2 separate regions of the Homo sapiens genome follow, and region 1 is linked to region 2. A link is an interaction called in ENCODE POLR2A ChIA-PET data of the cell type or tissue named here. Cell type or tissue: CD4-positive, alpha-beta T cell. All regions are shown on one strand. Links, peaks and the distances in the headings refer to the core of each region. The heading gives the core; the rest is flanking DNA.

Region 1 (7,992 bases), core at 1,567-5,566, 130 kb before region 2:
CCACTCCAGCAAGTGTTCAGTGCCTCCAAATTACCGATACTGAGTTACTTTACTTTCTACCTTTAATTCACATCTATTTCATATCACTGATTTTAGCACCTGAATTAGTTTCCTAAGGGCTGCCTTAAAAAAATCACCACAAACTGGGTAGCTTAAAATAACAGAAATTTATTGAAACATTTGCTGTTTTTTTACAACTTGTGACGTAATGACTGACCGAGAAACGGATGTTGGAAGCTTTCCAATCATATTTTAAAAAGTCTGTCTACTTTTTAATTTATAAATAATGATATCACAACTGTGAGCATGTGCACACAGCCTGTCATGATTGTTTATACTTTAATGAAGCAAAGGTCTAGCTGACATTCCGAAAAGTCGTGAAATGATGGTACAGTTTTAGTTTATTAAATATTTTCCTACAGCTATTTTGTGTAATGATTAGCGAATCTATAAAGAAAATGAGGCGTGATATATACCCTTCGTTGGATATATAAACTAAATTTAATCTAGATAGAGAAAAATGTTTTACAATTGTTTAATTCATTGAATTCATTGAACTTGTGTTGTAATTGTTGATCTAAAGGTTCTTCCGAATGATCCAGTCTTTCTTGAGCCTCATGAAGAAATGACACTCTGCAAATACTATGAGAAAAGGTTATTGGAATTCTGTTCGGTGTTTAAGCCAGCAATGCCAAGATCTGTTGTGGTAAGTTACAGTGGTGATGAAATATAATGTCCTTTAGTTGGCTTGTGAAATTTGACCTCTTCTAAATTCCCTGTCCACTCAAGTCTTAAAAATTCACCTTAGTTACAATTAATTAGTTTTTGGCACATTATATATTTTTCAATACAGGCCTTAAATCATGAGTTGCTGTATCATATCTTCAAAAGTATTTCAAGTCTCACTTTGTGGTCAGAAAAAAATTTGAGGTCAGGTAATGTCATAAAGAAAGAAAAAAAATAAATTACTTTCCTCTAAGTTCTCAACTAATGAGCCATAGGACTGGGACTAGAACATAGACTACTGCTTTTCCAACTCTGTGACACCCAATAAATGTTTGAAATAATGCATTCATTCATCATTGGTAATCATATGCCCCAGCTGAAACTGATACCATAAGATTTTTTTAAGCCTTGATTAGTAGAAGCTGGAGTTTTATCTTTGGTGAAAAAGATTGCCTTATTGTTTCAGATGTATGGTTCTGAGGACCTATTTGTTTTTTGCTGGGGTGGGCAACCGTGAGGAGAAACAGGTAGCTGAGATTAAAAAGCAGAAAGATAAAAAAGGTAGAGTGGGAGGGTGTTCAAAATGTTGTTACGTTATTCTCTCACTGGTTTGTTGTGAAGACCAAATATAAAAGTATATCTTAAGTAAAAGTCTGTTAAGTTTTAAAGTTATACAGCGTGACTAGCTTACGACCCAGTAGAGAATAATTTTCTAGGAAATTATCTCCATTTTTATAGTTGAAAAAAAAATTGAAGTATGTTGAAAATATTAAGTCCATAGAATTTACAATTTTTTTTCATCTGAGATGTCAAAGATTCAGAGAGAGTTTTAGGTATACTTGATTAGTTTATATCTTCAGATTTGGCTTGTTCTTACAAAAGAACTGTAAAATGAGGCAGTAAATTTAAGTGATCTTATCAAATGAAGAAAAAATCCTTTAATGAACTTCTTTATGGAATTTATTTTTAAATAACATGTTTATCATTGGTGAATAATTTTTTGTTTTACATAATGACAAAACTAAACTTTTAAAATACTTAAAAGGAAATATTCTTTTTTCTATCATAAAATAGATAAGTGGTTATTTCATTGGTTCCAGCCAAATGATATAATGGTTAAAAGTACAGGCAGGTCTTACTTGAATTCATTCCTGTTCCTTATTAGCTGTGTGACCTAGATAAGTCAGTTAACCTCATTGATACTCAGTTTCCTTCTCTGTAGAGATAGTAATACTTCACCAAGCTGTTGTAAGGATTAAAACATGATGATAGTTTCGTGTTTAGCACAGAGTCTGGCACATGGTATACATTCAATAAATGGTAGTGCTGCTTCTGCCATTCAGTTGGCAGCAGTGATCACAAATCATGGAATGGATACATGGTTATATCACAAATATGGAGTGGCTTTAGAGAGAAGGCTTATTGCCTTGCCCATGTTTTTTTGTCAGTATTTTTATAAGATTGGTTAATCTGTGAACGTTTGTATTTTTCTTCCTGAATTTATCTAATTCAGAACATTTTTGATAGTCTGATTTCTAATACACACACACACACACACACACACACACACACACGTATTTTTAAATCCAGTGACCATAGGAAGGATTAGCCAGAGTAGGCTGGGGATAGACAAGCAAAGGATGGGAAAGAATCTTTTGGCTATGGCATTTCTGTAGTAATTCATCACAATTTGTTTTGATTAAAGAAGAATTAATGAGTATTAGTATTTTTCTGGGTAATCTCTACAAAGAAACCTTTCCATAAATAAGTTCTGTTTCACAAAATTTAACATTTAACATTTGTGACTAGATCCTGATGATATATTTTTTTTAACCCTTAGGGTACGGCTTGTATGTATTTCAAACGTTTTTATCTTAATAACTCAGTAATGGAATATCACCCCAGGATAATAATGTGAGTATGTCTGTCTAATATATTGTTTTCATTTAAGAAGACCTTTATAATCTTTTGAGTATTTTTTGGGAGGAGAGAATTGTGAGAGAGAGAGAGAGAGAACTGACTTCCTAATACAGGGTAATTTAGACTTGAATTCTATTTTTTTTTTTTTATTCAGAACTTGAGATCTCTGTTTACCTGTACTTCAGTAATTCTGATGGTATGTGAACTTCAGCTTGTCCAGATTCAAATTTTGTTTTTCTCAAATTAGCTACTTCTCTAACATCTCTTCCTATTAGACACCTTTGTTCTTCCAGTTGTTCAGACTGAGAATCATTTATAGTGGCCCCTCCCACATCCAGTCAGTTTACGGATCCTATAGCTTCATACTCATTTCAGTTGAACAAAGGTCTGTTGTTGCTGCTCTCTGCTGAGCGCTGTGTCTATCATTAAAAATGAAATTAGTATGAAACTCATCAAAGAGTTTGCTCTCAATGACATTGTACCTGTTTTCTCTTTTTTGATTCCCATTTCCACCAGTCAAGATTAGGCCCTTGATCTCACTGCCAACTGTTTTTTACAGTAGCTTTCTTACTGTTTTCTCATACTGAACAGCATGAAGTGGCCAGGTGAATTTCACAAGTTTGTCCCTTAAATAATAGTCCCTTATTCAGATGCCCTTAGAGACTTCTGCCGATGGCCTTCCACAATGTTCCTTTAACCTACTTTTCTTCCCATACTTACATGGTACATATGTGGGTACTGCTTTATTTTTAACTCTTCCATCTACATTATACAAAGTACTCTTATTCCTCAGTTAATTTGTTTTTCCAGATATTTAGGTTGTACTGCATAACACTGTCATTGAGTCAGTGATGTTTGAATGCCATGGCAATATTGGTTTGACCTAATTTTATAGTTGTCTTACGTCTCCTAATGAAGTGTGAACAGGAAGTGTCTTTTAAAAAACAATTCTTGCAATGTCTAGCAGTCGCTTTTGAATATTAGGCAATTATAGAATATACTTTTAGAAATAAATTATTTAGATACTTCTCAAAGTATATGCATGTTCTTCCACCCCACCCACCCCCTGCCTCCTGCCTCCTTATTTTTTCCTCTAGGCTCACTTGTGCATTTTTGGCCTGCAAAGTAGATGAATTCAATGTATCTAGTCCTCAGTTTGTTGGAAACCTCCGGGAGAGTCCTCTTGGACAGGAGAAGGCACTTGAACAGATACTGGAATATGAACTACTTCTTATACAGCAACTTAATTTCCACCTTATTGTCCACAATCCTTACAGACCATTTGAGGGCTTCCTCATCGACTTAAAGGTAAACTTGATGTAAAATAAACTAATACTACATTCTCCTTTCCTATTCTTTAACAAAAGAATCCAAAATTTTAAAACTCATAATCATCCTCGTTGTTATAGCATGGATACAACCTGTGGGTCTGGCCTGGTCATCTAGGGCAGTTGTTTTCAAACTTCAGTGGGCATCATCAGTCATCTGGAGAAATTGTTAACTGAGATTGTTGGGTGGGACTTACAGAGTTTCTGATTTAAGTGATCTGCAATCTCATTTAAGTGATCTTCATTACATCCAGGGATGTAATGAAGACCATTGAGAGTTTAGAACGGTGCTTACTATAAAGGCTTAAGATAACTCTTCTAACTTTGAATTATATTGTCATGGATCTGGGCCTGATTTAAACCATAAAAAATTCTTAAACTAGAAGATTGCTAAGTGACTTATATTTTTAGAGGTTTGTGAACTTAAGTCACTATGTAGGCATCAATAATATACGTAAACAAACATTGACAAAAGCAACTTTTTTAAGTTGTTTTGTTTGGCTCTAAAAGAGAAGTTGGATAGTCTGAGTCGAATCAAATCAGGAATTGGTTCATTCATGTTAGATCAGTGGCTCAATTTGGGTACCTTCTATGTGCCAAACTTTGTGCTTGAGGATGTAACCAGAAATAGGACAGGAACAGTCTCAACTTTTGTGAACCTTACAATCTAAAGGTTTTAGACAATCATATATCCAGTGTGCTCAATGATACAGAGGGGAAAATATATTTTAGAGGGAGATAACAGATTAAGGGGTAAGGAAAACATTCTGAGAACGTATCATTTAAAATAAAATTCAGAGTAGGAATAGGAGAGAGAAGAACATTCCAATCAGAGACTTCCCTGGTAAAAAGCTCAAATTCAAGAAACCATTCCGTGCTGAAGAGCCTGAACAGAGCCTAGCAATGCAGGGGGAAGAGATCACAGACAGCTGCTGCCAGAGTGGAAGGCAGAGTCTAGACTGTGGAGACAATGTTACAGATTTTGAATACAGCAAAGAGAAGCTAGTGAAAGGTTTAAATTTAGAGAGTGGCATGATTAGATTTGCAGCTTTAAAAGATCATGTTGGCAACCTTATGGATCAGGTATTTATCGCGCATCTGTATGTGTCAGGCATAACGTGGAGAATGGATTAGAATAGATTAAGTCAATAACAGGGTACCGTTAAAGGAGTCCAAGCAAAAGATAGTGCTGGGCTTCACTCGTATGAAGGTTGTGGATACAGAAAGAGCTTCCTGGGCTTCAGAGATACAGGATGAGTATCCCTTATCTAAAAAATTTGGGACTAAAAGTACTTGGGATTACACTTTTTTTTTTTTTGATTTTGCAATATTTGCATTGTGCTTACTGGTTGAGCATCCCAAATCCAAAATCTGAAATGCTCCAATGAGAATTTCCTGAGTGTCATGTCAGTGCTCAGAAACTTTCAGATTTTGGAGCATTTCGGATTTTGAATTTTTTGGATTTGTGATGCTTAGCCTGTAGTTAGGTAGAATCAATAGAACATGAGGATTGATTGCATATAGAGATGAAGACAGAGGAAGAACCCCCAGGTTTCTGACTGGGTGAGAGTTTTTTTGTTGTTGTGTTTTGTTTTATGGAAGAGACTGATGCACATTTAAATACTGAGGCAAAGAGCTAGTAGTGAGAGCAAGATGAAATACAAAATAGTCTCTTTGGAGTAAGATGGAAGGGGGTTGGCATGGGATTTGGAAGCAAGGTATAAGAACTGGCCTTAGAGGGAATAATAGCTCTTTCTCTTAACAGTGGAAAAGGGGAAATCATGGGTTAGGATACTGTTATGCCTCAGGATTTGGTGTTGACAGGAAATAGCGCCTTTCTTTGGTAAGAGATAGTTTTCTGAGAGTGATGGAGTTTCTGAGAATTATCAAAGACATTAAGACAGATGGAAAATATTTATGCAGTCACTGAAAAATAGGAGAGTCAATTGTCTGTGGAAATACTATGGTTGCTTGGCAGTGTTTAAGAGCCTTGCTGAGGTCAATGAACATGAGTTTATAGTAACATTACCAGACTTCTGCTTGTATGGTTTTCTCTGGCAGCCCTCAGAAATCTTGGTATAGTTGCAAAGCGAAAGTTTGTTGGATTCAACCACTGTTCAGTTTCTGGTTTTGCCAGAAATTTGTTGGCAGCATATTGGGGCAGGGAATTCAGGAGAGAAATGAGGACCAGAGGACACTGGTGAGTGGGAGCAAGTAGAGGGATAAGTGAGCAAAGGTTCAGAGGAGGGAGAACAGCTGTGAAGTAAATGAGTAAATATATTAGAAAGGGAGGCATTGTGGTCAGAGTAGTGGGTCTGAATTTGTCATATCACAGGTGAGGCATTTTTGCATAATTGACTCTGAATATTTTGTTTCAGAGTGTAGAAAAGCTTTCTTAGTGCTTTAGGTGTTGCATATGGATATCTGAGGACTTAGGATTTATAGTTTATTTTATAGGGTATGAAGAACTGTCAGGAAATAGGAGGTCTTCCACATCTCTTGGGCATACTCTAAAACTTTTTCTGTGGGAATTCGAAGTCTAGTGTGTTCTAATCAAATCGAGATTCATTTTTATTTACTTCTTCCTGAAAGCAAATTTTAAATAGAAGGAATTTCATATAAAAATAAGGTGTATTCCTACATGTGGCCTTACATTTGAATCACCTGGGTTGCCTGAGAGAAGCATTTACCTGGGAATATGTATTTCTTGGCCCTACTTTAGACTCAATGGAATCTCTAAGAGCTTCCCTTCCCTCCCCTTCCTACTCAGGTGGAAAAGGACCAAGAGAAGGGATTAATGTAAATTGAGGACAGTGTCAATTACTGTGCTAGGAACTTTAGATATGTTATAGCATATATTTCTTAATAGGAGTTGTGTAATTTTTAAACTGTTGTTATACTCCATTTAAACCCTCAGAAATGGTAACATTTGCAAACTTTCTTTGTAGACCCGCTATCCCATATTGGAGAATCCAGAGATTTTGAGGAAAACAGCTGATGACTTTCTTAATAGAATTGCATTGACGGATGCTTACCTTTTATACACACCTTCCCAAATTGCCCTGACTGCCATTTTATCTAGTGCCTCCAGGGCTGGAATTACTATGGAAAGGTATTAATTAGTTTTTTAACTTAGGTCAAATTCAGTCACTGGGTTTATTTATTCATAGAATCATTTCTGACTGTAATCTTTAATATTCTTTGTGGCTGGGATGGTTGGTGAGAAGAAGAAATGAAATTGCCTTTTGAGGAAATCTTTAAACATCATGAAAAATACTGTTAAACTAAGAGGATACATTTAGGATTAAAGTAGAAGTAAACCAGGTGATCCTTGAAAGACTGATATAGCTATCAGTATATGACAAATTTAGAAGTTCCTGTGAACTGGTGAGCAACTTGAGTGCAGCAAATGTCTGCCTTGTTTTATCTTTATTCCCCTTCTGTAGAGCATGTATGACACGCGGAAGTTAAATATTGTTAACTAACTGAAGCACAAGCTAGCAGCCAATTAGACATTTTTAGTTTCTATATTAAGTTTCTCAATTTATGACCTTTGAGGTTCTGCTTGATTTCATTCCTAGAAATAGCTGAGGAAGAAAGATGATAAAACTTCCTAAAGTTAATTAAAACTATTTTACATGATTATAATCCCTTATCCATAATTTCAGAATCCATTGATAAGGTGGCAGCAAATAGAGCAGATTGTATTTAGTTTTTATTTCACTTAATAGGAATATTTGTGTTCCCTTGCAGAAATCTTAATATTCCTGATTACAGACATCACTTGGGTATTTCACATTTCATAATATATACACCAGATAACTTTTCTAAGACATGAATACTTATTAATAAGAATTTCGCAACACATCTGCATCTAGGATAAGGGATTGTAGGTTTATATTTTATTTATGATATGCCTGTTCTCTGCAAACGCAGCTCACCAACTGTATATAAATGTATACGTTTAATCCCAAAGTGATTTATATCTCCACTTATTTACTAAGCAAACATTTATTAG
Region 2 (7,992 bases), core at 1,626-5,625:
ATCATTACTGTGATGGTTAATATTAGGTGTCAGCTTGACTGGACTGAGGGATGCCTTGATGGCTGGTGAAGCATTGTTTCTGGGTGTGTCTGTGAGGGTGTTTACAGAAGAGACTGGCATGTGAGTCAGTGAATGAGGAGAGTAAGACCCACTCTGGGTGGGCACCATCCAATGCAGTCGGCTGCCAGAACAAAGCAGGCAGTAAGAGAAACAGAGCCAGCGTGCTGAGTTCCCCATCCCCTTCTAGTGAGGGATATTTTGCTTTTGCCCTCAGGCATCAAACTCCAGGTTCTTTGGTCTCTGGACTCCAGGACTCAGGCTAGCAGCCTCCCTGGGGGTCTCAGGCCTTTGGCCTCAGACTGTCAGCTTTCCTGGCTTTGAGGCTTTCCAACTTGGATGTGGTACCAGCTTTTTTCATTGGCTAGCTTGCAGATGACCTATTGTGGGATTTTGACTTTGTAATGGCATGAGCCAATTCTCCCTAATAAACTCCCTTTTATATATGCATGTATCTTATTGATTCTCTCTGGAGAACCCTGACTAATATAATTAGACATTAGAAAAATGTTAATCAAAATCACAATGAGATATCAGTAAAAACAGAAAGGCTAAAATAAAAAATGATATCATCAAATGCTGGTTAAGACACAGAGAAACCGGATCTTTCACACATTGCTGGTGAGAATGTAAAAATATATAGCCATTATAGAAAATGCTGGCAATTTCTTATAAAAGTGAACATGCAACTATCATACAATCCAGTAATTGTACTCTCGGGGACTTAACTGACAGAAATGAAAACTTATGTTCACACAAAAACATATATACAAATGTTTATAGCAGCTTTTTTTTATAATACCCAAAACTAGAAATGACCCAAATGTTCCCCAATGGCTGAACGGTTAAACAAACTGTGGCACATCTACACCATGGACTACTATTCAGCAATGAAAAAAGGGCAAAATATTGATACTTCAACTTACACGAACTTGACAAATTATGCTGAGTGACAAATGCCAATCCCAAAAGGTTACATACTATTTGATTCCATTTTGAGGCAGGTTATCATTCTGTCACCCAGGCTGGAGTGCAATGGCACAATCATAACTCACTGCAGCCTCAACCTCATAGGCTCAGGTGATCCTCCCACCTCAGCCTCCTGAATAGCTGGGACTATGGTGTGCAACACCACGAACAGCTAATTTTTGTTTTTTTTGTAGAGACAAGGTTTCGCCATGTTGCCCAGGCTGGTCTTGAACTCCTGGGCTCAAGCGATCCAACTGCCTCAGCCTCACAAAGTGCTGAGATTACAGGAATGAGCCATTGCACCCAGCCCGCATAATCTTCTTTAAATGACCACAGGAAAAAAAAAAAAAAAAAAAAAAAAGAACAAATTAGCAGTTACCAGGGAATAAGGAAAGAGGAAGGAGACACTCTGGTTATAAAACACAGCATGAGAGATTCTAGTGGTGAAGAAACTCTTCTGTATCTCTAGTATGGTAATGATTATACAAATTTACATGTTACAATACTGCATAGAACTAAATACTAAATATATCACACACACATACATGCACACACACAAATGAATATATGTAAAACTGGTGAAATGTGAACAAAATAGGTGGATTACAGCGATGTCAATGTCCTGGTTTTGATACTGCACTATAGTTATGCAAGATGTTACCACTGAGGTAAAATGGATGAACAAGTACATCTCTAACTTATTACTTTTTCTTTTCTTTTTTTTTGAGACAGAGTCTCGCTCTGTCGCCCAGGCTGGAGTGCAGTGGCATGATCTCGGCTCACTGCAAACTCTGCCTCCCAGGTTCACGCCATTCTCCTGTCTCAGCCTCCCGAGTAGCAGGCACCCACCACCACGCCCAGCTAATTTTTTTTTTTTTTTGTATTTTTAGTAGAGACGGGGTTTCACCGTGTTAGCCAGGATGGTCTCGATCTCCTGACCCTGTGATCCACCCACCTCGGCCTCCCAAAGTGCTGGGATTACAGGAGTGAGCCACTGCGCCCGGCCCATCTGTCTTATTTCTTAAAACTGCATATGAATCTACAATTACCTCAAAATAAAAAGATTTAAAAATTAGAGAAATGAATCAACATTTAGATAGAAAAGAATATAGGTGAGATACGGTCTATCGTTACACAAGTGTCTAATATGAACCCAGTTTAGCAAGTTATTCCTACAAAAAACACTTAAAAGAGGTGAGGGAGATCTCTAAGTCTTTCCCTTAGCTTGAGACAGATGTATTAGCGAAATTTTTAAAGTAAAATGTTACAACAATGAACACACATTGAATACAGAAAATTTGCTGGAGTAACAGCTTATCCATAGGATATTCCATGGCTACCATGGTCATGTGTAGGATCTTTCCACACTATAATAATCAGACATGCATTTAAATATGCTTTCCATCTTTCAACAGAGGTACAATCAAAAAAGATAAAGGTCACTGACTAACAAAGAAAGAGGTAAAGTAAGGCAAGATTTTCTCTCCCACAGTGAAAGAAATTAAAAGAATGAGGACCTTATTTCTCAAGCAGCAGACATGCATTTAATCTGTTCCAAAATAATCCAAATCCATTTTTAAAGATGTAGAGTTACCCATGTATTAGTCAGTTTGGGCTGCTATGACGAAATACCAGAGTCTGGGTGGCTTAAACAACAGAAATTATTTTTTCACAGTTCTGCATGCTGGAAATTGAACTATCAAAGTGCTGGCAAGCTTGGTTTCTGGTCAGGCCTCTCTCCTTAGCTGACAAATGAAGGCCTCCTCACCATGTCCTCACATGACCTTTTCTTGATGCACTCATACTCCTGGTACCTCTTCTTATAAAGGTACCCGTCCTATAGGATTCACCAGCCACCCTTATGACCTCATTTAACCTTAATTACCTCTTTTAAAGGCTGTATCTCCAAATTCAGTTACATTGGTGGTTAAGGCTTCAACCTATGACTATGGGGGACAGGGGGGAACTATTAAGTCCAAAATGCCAGTTACTGCCAGCCCTGAAGTACGTTAAGTTTTATCTGGGTGCATATATGTGTGTACATTCTACGTAATGGAAAGGGGCAAGACAAAATAAAAAGCATAGTATTTACATTAAAATTCCAGCTCTATCACTCAGTTTCCTCAACAATGAGGATGATGCCCATTCTCACTATATCATTGTAAGAATTAAATAAGATAATCTATATAAAGTACCTGACATCTAGCAAATGATTAGCAAATACTGAGCCTTTGCTTCTAGTCCTCTCTAAAATTTAAAAAAAAATGAATTATAAATATTACTCAAATCTAAATATATGTGAAACAGTATGAGAATCGGATTCTGTCCCAGTTCTACCACTACCTAGTTATATGAACTTAGCTAGGGTGTAGGGTGGAGTGAAGCAAGTCACTCTACCTAAGGCTACTTCTGTATCTAAGCAGAGAAGCTTCCCTCTGTAACTAAAACTCTATGTTACACATAACAACTTGACTACAATTTGAAACACAAATGTTACAAAAGTTAATCACACTTTCTCACTGTAATAATCCTAAATGAATGATACTGAAATTTCCTTCAAGAGAATTATGGTATGAAATTTCAGTATCATTCTTTCATTTACTTTCATTCTTTCACTCTTTGGCAACTATCCTCTGAATTTGAAAAATTTACCTGCACAACGTATCTGTAGACTACTTTTATCATCTTATTTCCCTACCAGTAATGCCTCATCTTCCAACTAGACTGTAGAATTGTATATTTCTTTTTGTCCCCCATACTGTTCATTATTTTACTCACTAAATCACATAACCACTAAAACACCTAAAATCATCATACCCTAAATCCTGTAGAGATGTGACAAGACATACATAGTTATCAATAAGTTGTATCTAATAACAACAATTTTTAACGCAGCACAAAACTGAAATGTACTGCCAGTGATTTCAAGGTAACACAGAAATACCTGCATATTCAAACAATAAACAACATCCGTATTCAGTATTTTTGGTTTAAAATTAAGGTAATGGTAGCCAAAAAGCAACATCTATTGTGGAGAAATTTGACTCATTTAACAAAAGACAACTTAGCTTGCTGGGCCTGAAGGAAGAACTCATAAGTATTTGTCCTATCTCCCAGCCTGTCCCTCACTACTAGTATTCTATTATCTCGTATTACATGAAAATAAGTAATACACATGGTACTGTTACTTTGATGCCCTGAGGAAAGCTCAACTTGCTGTATTCATGCCATTTTATAGTCCCCTCCCATATTTAATGCACACTGGGTTATGTGACCAGCACTCACCATTGGAACATTAGCAAGGATGAGGAACACAGAAGCTTGATAAATACCGGCACACTAGGGCTTGGAAAGGTCTTTCACGGAACTGCCATAGCTGCCATGCTATGAAGAAGGCCAAGCTGGCTGGGCACAGTGGCTCATGCCTGTAATCGCAGCACTTTGGGAGGCCAAGGTGGCAGATCACGAGGTCAGGAGTTCGAGACCAGCCTGGCCAACATGGTGAAACCCCATCTCCATGAAAAATACAAAAATTAGCTGGACGTGGTGGCACGCACCTGTAATGCCAGCTACTTGGGAGGCTGAGACAGGAGAAATGCTTGAACCCGGAAGGCGGAGGTTGCAGTGAGCCATACCACTGCACTCCAGCCTGGGCGACAGGGCAAGACTCCATCTCAGGGGGGAAAAAAAAAAAGAAGGCCAACCTTCTTCAAGTGGAGAGACGACATGGGTAGGAAGAGAGAGGGAAATGCCCAGCCATCTACCAGCTGCTCCAGCCATCCCAGTTGAGGCACTAGATTTATGAGTTAAGAAGCCACAGTGGACATTATAGCCAACAGATCACATGTGGAGAAGTCACCATAAAGCCATACACAAATTTTAGAATCAAGGGCAAATACACAATTGTTTTAGCCACTATGTTTTGGAGTGCTTTATTATGCAGCAATAGATAACCAAAACAATACAAATAAACCAATTAGAACTGTTCCTGTTTGGCAGTAAGCAACAACAACAAAAAATGTCAGTGGTAACCATTGTTATAGTTAATAATCACTATAAAAAATCTTCTTCCCAAAAGGTACTTTTCTGGGTATTTAAGTGTTCTTAAAGGGACTCTGTTCATTTCACCAATGGCCAGTAAAGAGAGAGAAGTAAAGCAACCAGAAAGTCTACTCTTCGTTTTTCCTTTTCCCTTCCTAATTTATGGCTGTCCTTTTTAGCTTTGCCAGTAATGTTTGCCTGTTTTCCCCAGAGTGGCTAATCAATGATCCATACCGATTCTAGCATTCAACTGTGCTCTGTACCTCAGTCACTACAGACATCACCGTCAACTTCCCTCCAGACCACAGGTAACTAAAAGTTCTGTAGACCAGACTCTTCACTAAGGGTGAAAAGTTTAAACTCATCTAATTCATAATTATGTTTTCCTGATAGAATCATTAAGCGAAGAGCATCAGAACCAATAACCTCTTGCTCAGAAAATAAATTAAGTAGCAGGAAAAACATACCTGCTATTTTTCCTCAAAGAATTTACTGATCCTAATTACACAAATTTCTTTTTCTTTTAACCCTCATGACCTTTGCTCATACTTCACTCGTGATATTTATCTTAACCTAGCCTGAATCACAGTAATTGGTTTACTTAATTTCCTACTAGATCTAATACTCCCTTTTCTCCCATTGAGAAAAGGGGCATTTTACTCTTGCAACCCTTGAAGCACCTACTATATTTCTCTGCTACTTATACAAATACAGTAAAAAATATGAGTTCTGGTCATCAATCATTGTCCGTAACTAATCTTAGCAAGTCTCACCCCCATTTTTATTAAGAAACAATGGCTCACCCATATGTATAATGCAATCAGTGACAAAGTTAATGAATGCTACATGTTCTAACATTAACCTTCACCAATTATTTGACTTAATAAGAATGATTTTATTTTTGTAGAGACAGTAAAATGATTTTTTTAAAAAAGAAAGGTACTATTTACATTCCTTATTTTCTTTTCCTTAAAGTTTCAGACTTGAGAAGTCTGAATATTAGGTTCAGCATAAGATCCAGGCCAGATGCCAGGCAAATACTGCAATAGCAAAGGCAAAGCAGACCTGGTGGAGACTGCAAATGGAGACCTCAGTACCCACCTAAAAGGGTCAACCGCTACTCAGCTCTGGCAATCTAGTCTCAAGCAGGAATGGCCACCAGGTATAGCCAAGTCCTGTGGGTTTTCTAGAGATGCTAGAAGTTGAGACTTCTTAAATATGAAATCTTCCTATTGGCCGCGAGGTGGCTCACGCCTGTAATCCCAGCACTTTGGGAGGCCAAGGCAGGCGGATCACCTGAGGTTAGGAGTTCGAGACCAGCCTGGCCAACAGAGTGAAACCCCGTCTCTACTAAAAATACAAAAATTAGCCAGGCATGGTGGTGTGTACCTGTAACCCCGGCTACTGGGGAGGCAGAGGCAGGAGAATCACCTGAATCCGGGAGGCGGAGGTTGCAGTGAGCCAAGATCACACTACTGCACACCACCCTGGGTAACAGAGCAAGACTCCATCTCAAAAAAAAAAAAAAAGAAAAAGAAAAAGAAAAGAAATCTCTATTCTTAAATGGTGACAATTATCAAATATTCCAAATACTCTAAGGGCAAGCAGTATATATCTGTGGGTTGGATTCTCACCAATGGCCACTTGCTACTGCAGACTCACAGTTAAAAATCTCTACATATAACTGATGGTGCACTACACAAACAATATACCTTTACCACCACTGCCCCTCACCCTGCAGAAGAAAAAAAATGAGAACCATGAAAAGAAACTCCAAAAAATTATGGAGTACTAGTGACAAACTTCTTTAATTTAACCTTTTCTCTCTCGAAAAAGAAATCTGTTAACAGTTTTAGATATAGAAACTTTTATAGTAGAGAAATAGAGAGGAAGAATTTTTTTTATTTTTATAATTTTCTCAAAACTTTCAAAAATATTCAAATAAATAGTACAAATTACATAAACATTTCCAGCCTCAACCAAACTAATGAAAATGCTCAGTAATAAAAATGAGACTAATGATTCACCACGTACACAGAAAAACAAGGTACAAAATACTAATTAATAGTGTTAATTTATTTGCACTGGTGTATCTACATATTGTCATTTGACTCTTTTGTGATCAATAGCACAAAACTGGGAACAAAGTTGAACTAACTTCCTGACCATGGAACACTCGAGTAACAAGCCACTTGTGGACTCAATCCTGTGACCTAAACCCCCTTAATACCATGCTATCCATAACTAAGGGGACCAGTTACTCATAGTCAGTATTTAGTCCAACATTTCTTCAATACTTTTACAAAAGATAAATATTATTTGAAAATGTCTTTAAGGCTTTTCCTTCCACTTAAAAATATGAATATCTACATTCAGGAATAGGAATTTATAGAGAACACTTGAATTTCACCTCTAAAATTGCTTAACCTACTGCTAGAAGCCCTTATAAAGTTAAAATAAAATTCTTAATATAATTAATCGTGGTAGGCTTGATTTGGAGTTCAAAACATTCTGTAAAATAGTCATTTAACAAGGGAGATTCTCTAACCAAAAGAATTAGTAGACAATTTAGTGCTAGTAAAATATTACAGTTATGGGCACAGGGGACTACGTATTTATCGAACACTTACTATGCCCAAGTACTGTGACGAATACATCAAGGTATTCATTAAATCTTAAAAAAAAAAAAACAATCATATGAGGAAGGTACCATTCCTATCCCCATTTTACGGATGGGGAAACTGACCTTTCCAAGAATACCCAGCTAGTAAGTGGCAGAGTCAGGATTCCAACCCAAATCTTGTCTAACTTCAGAATCTGCACGCTTAACCACTACACTGCATTGCCTCCAGTGACTCTGGGTTGATAACTAAGATGAAATAAGAAGGAAATTTGTACTTCTCAGTGGCAAATTTTAAAAACATA

What was found. Peaks named below come from ENCODE experiments on the same cell type or tissue, not always from the same donor. Only the 100,000 strongest peaks of a DNase experiment are listed, where the experiment ranks them.
Region 1: POLR2A ChIA-PET joins it to region 2 with 6 read pairs; 22 of 35 experiments call an interaction of 5 or more read pairs at or near these places.

The regions. Positions count from the first base shown.
Region 1 is chr5:87,403,938-87,411,929 of GRCh38, reverse strand. It overlaps CCNH (cyclin H), which reads left to right. Exons shown (of 9, transcript NM_001239.4): 2 at 584-706; 3 at 2,567-2,640; 4 at 3,744-3,954; 5 at 6,923-7,086. Among named protein-coding and RNA genes, the nearest start is that of CCNH, 5.0 kb to the left of the region's middle. In CD4-positive, alpha-beta T cell, for the core only: no CTCF peak of the experiment used is centred there; a DNase peak (open chromatin) is centred at 3,539; H3K27ac peaks cover 1,196 bases.
Region 2 is chr5:87,272,305-87,280,296 of GRCh38, reverse strand. All of the region lies in intron 1 of RASA1 (RAS p21 protein activator 1), which reads right to left. Among named protein-coding and RNA genes, the nearest start is that of RASA1, 8.4 kb to the right of the region's middle. In CD4-positive, alpha-beta T cell, for the core only: no CTCF peak of the experiment used is centred there; no DNase peak of the experiment used is centred there.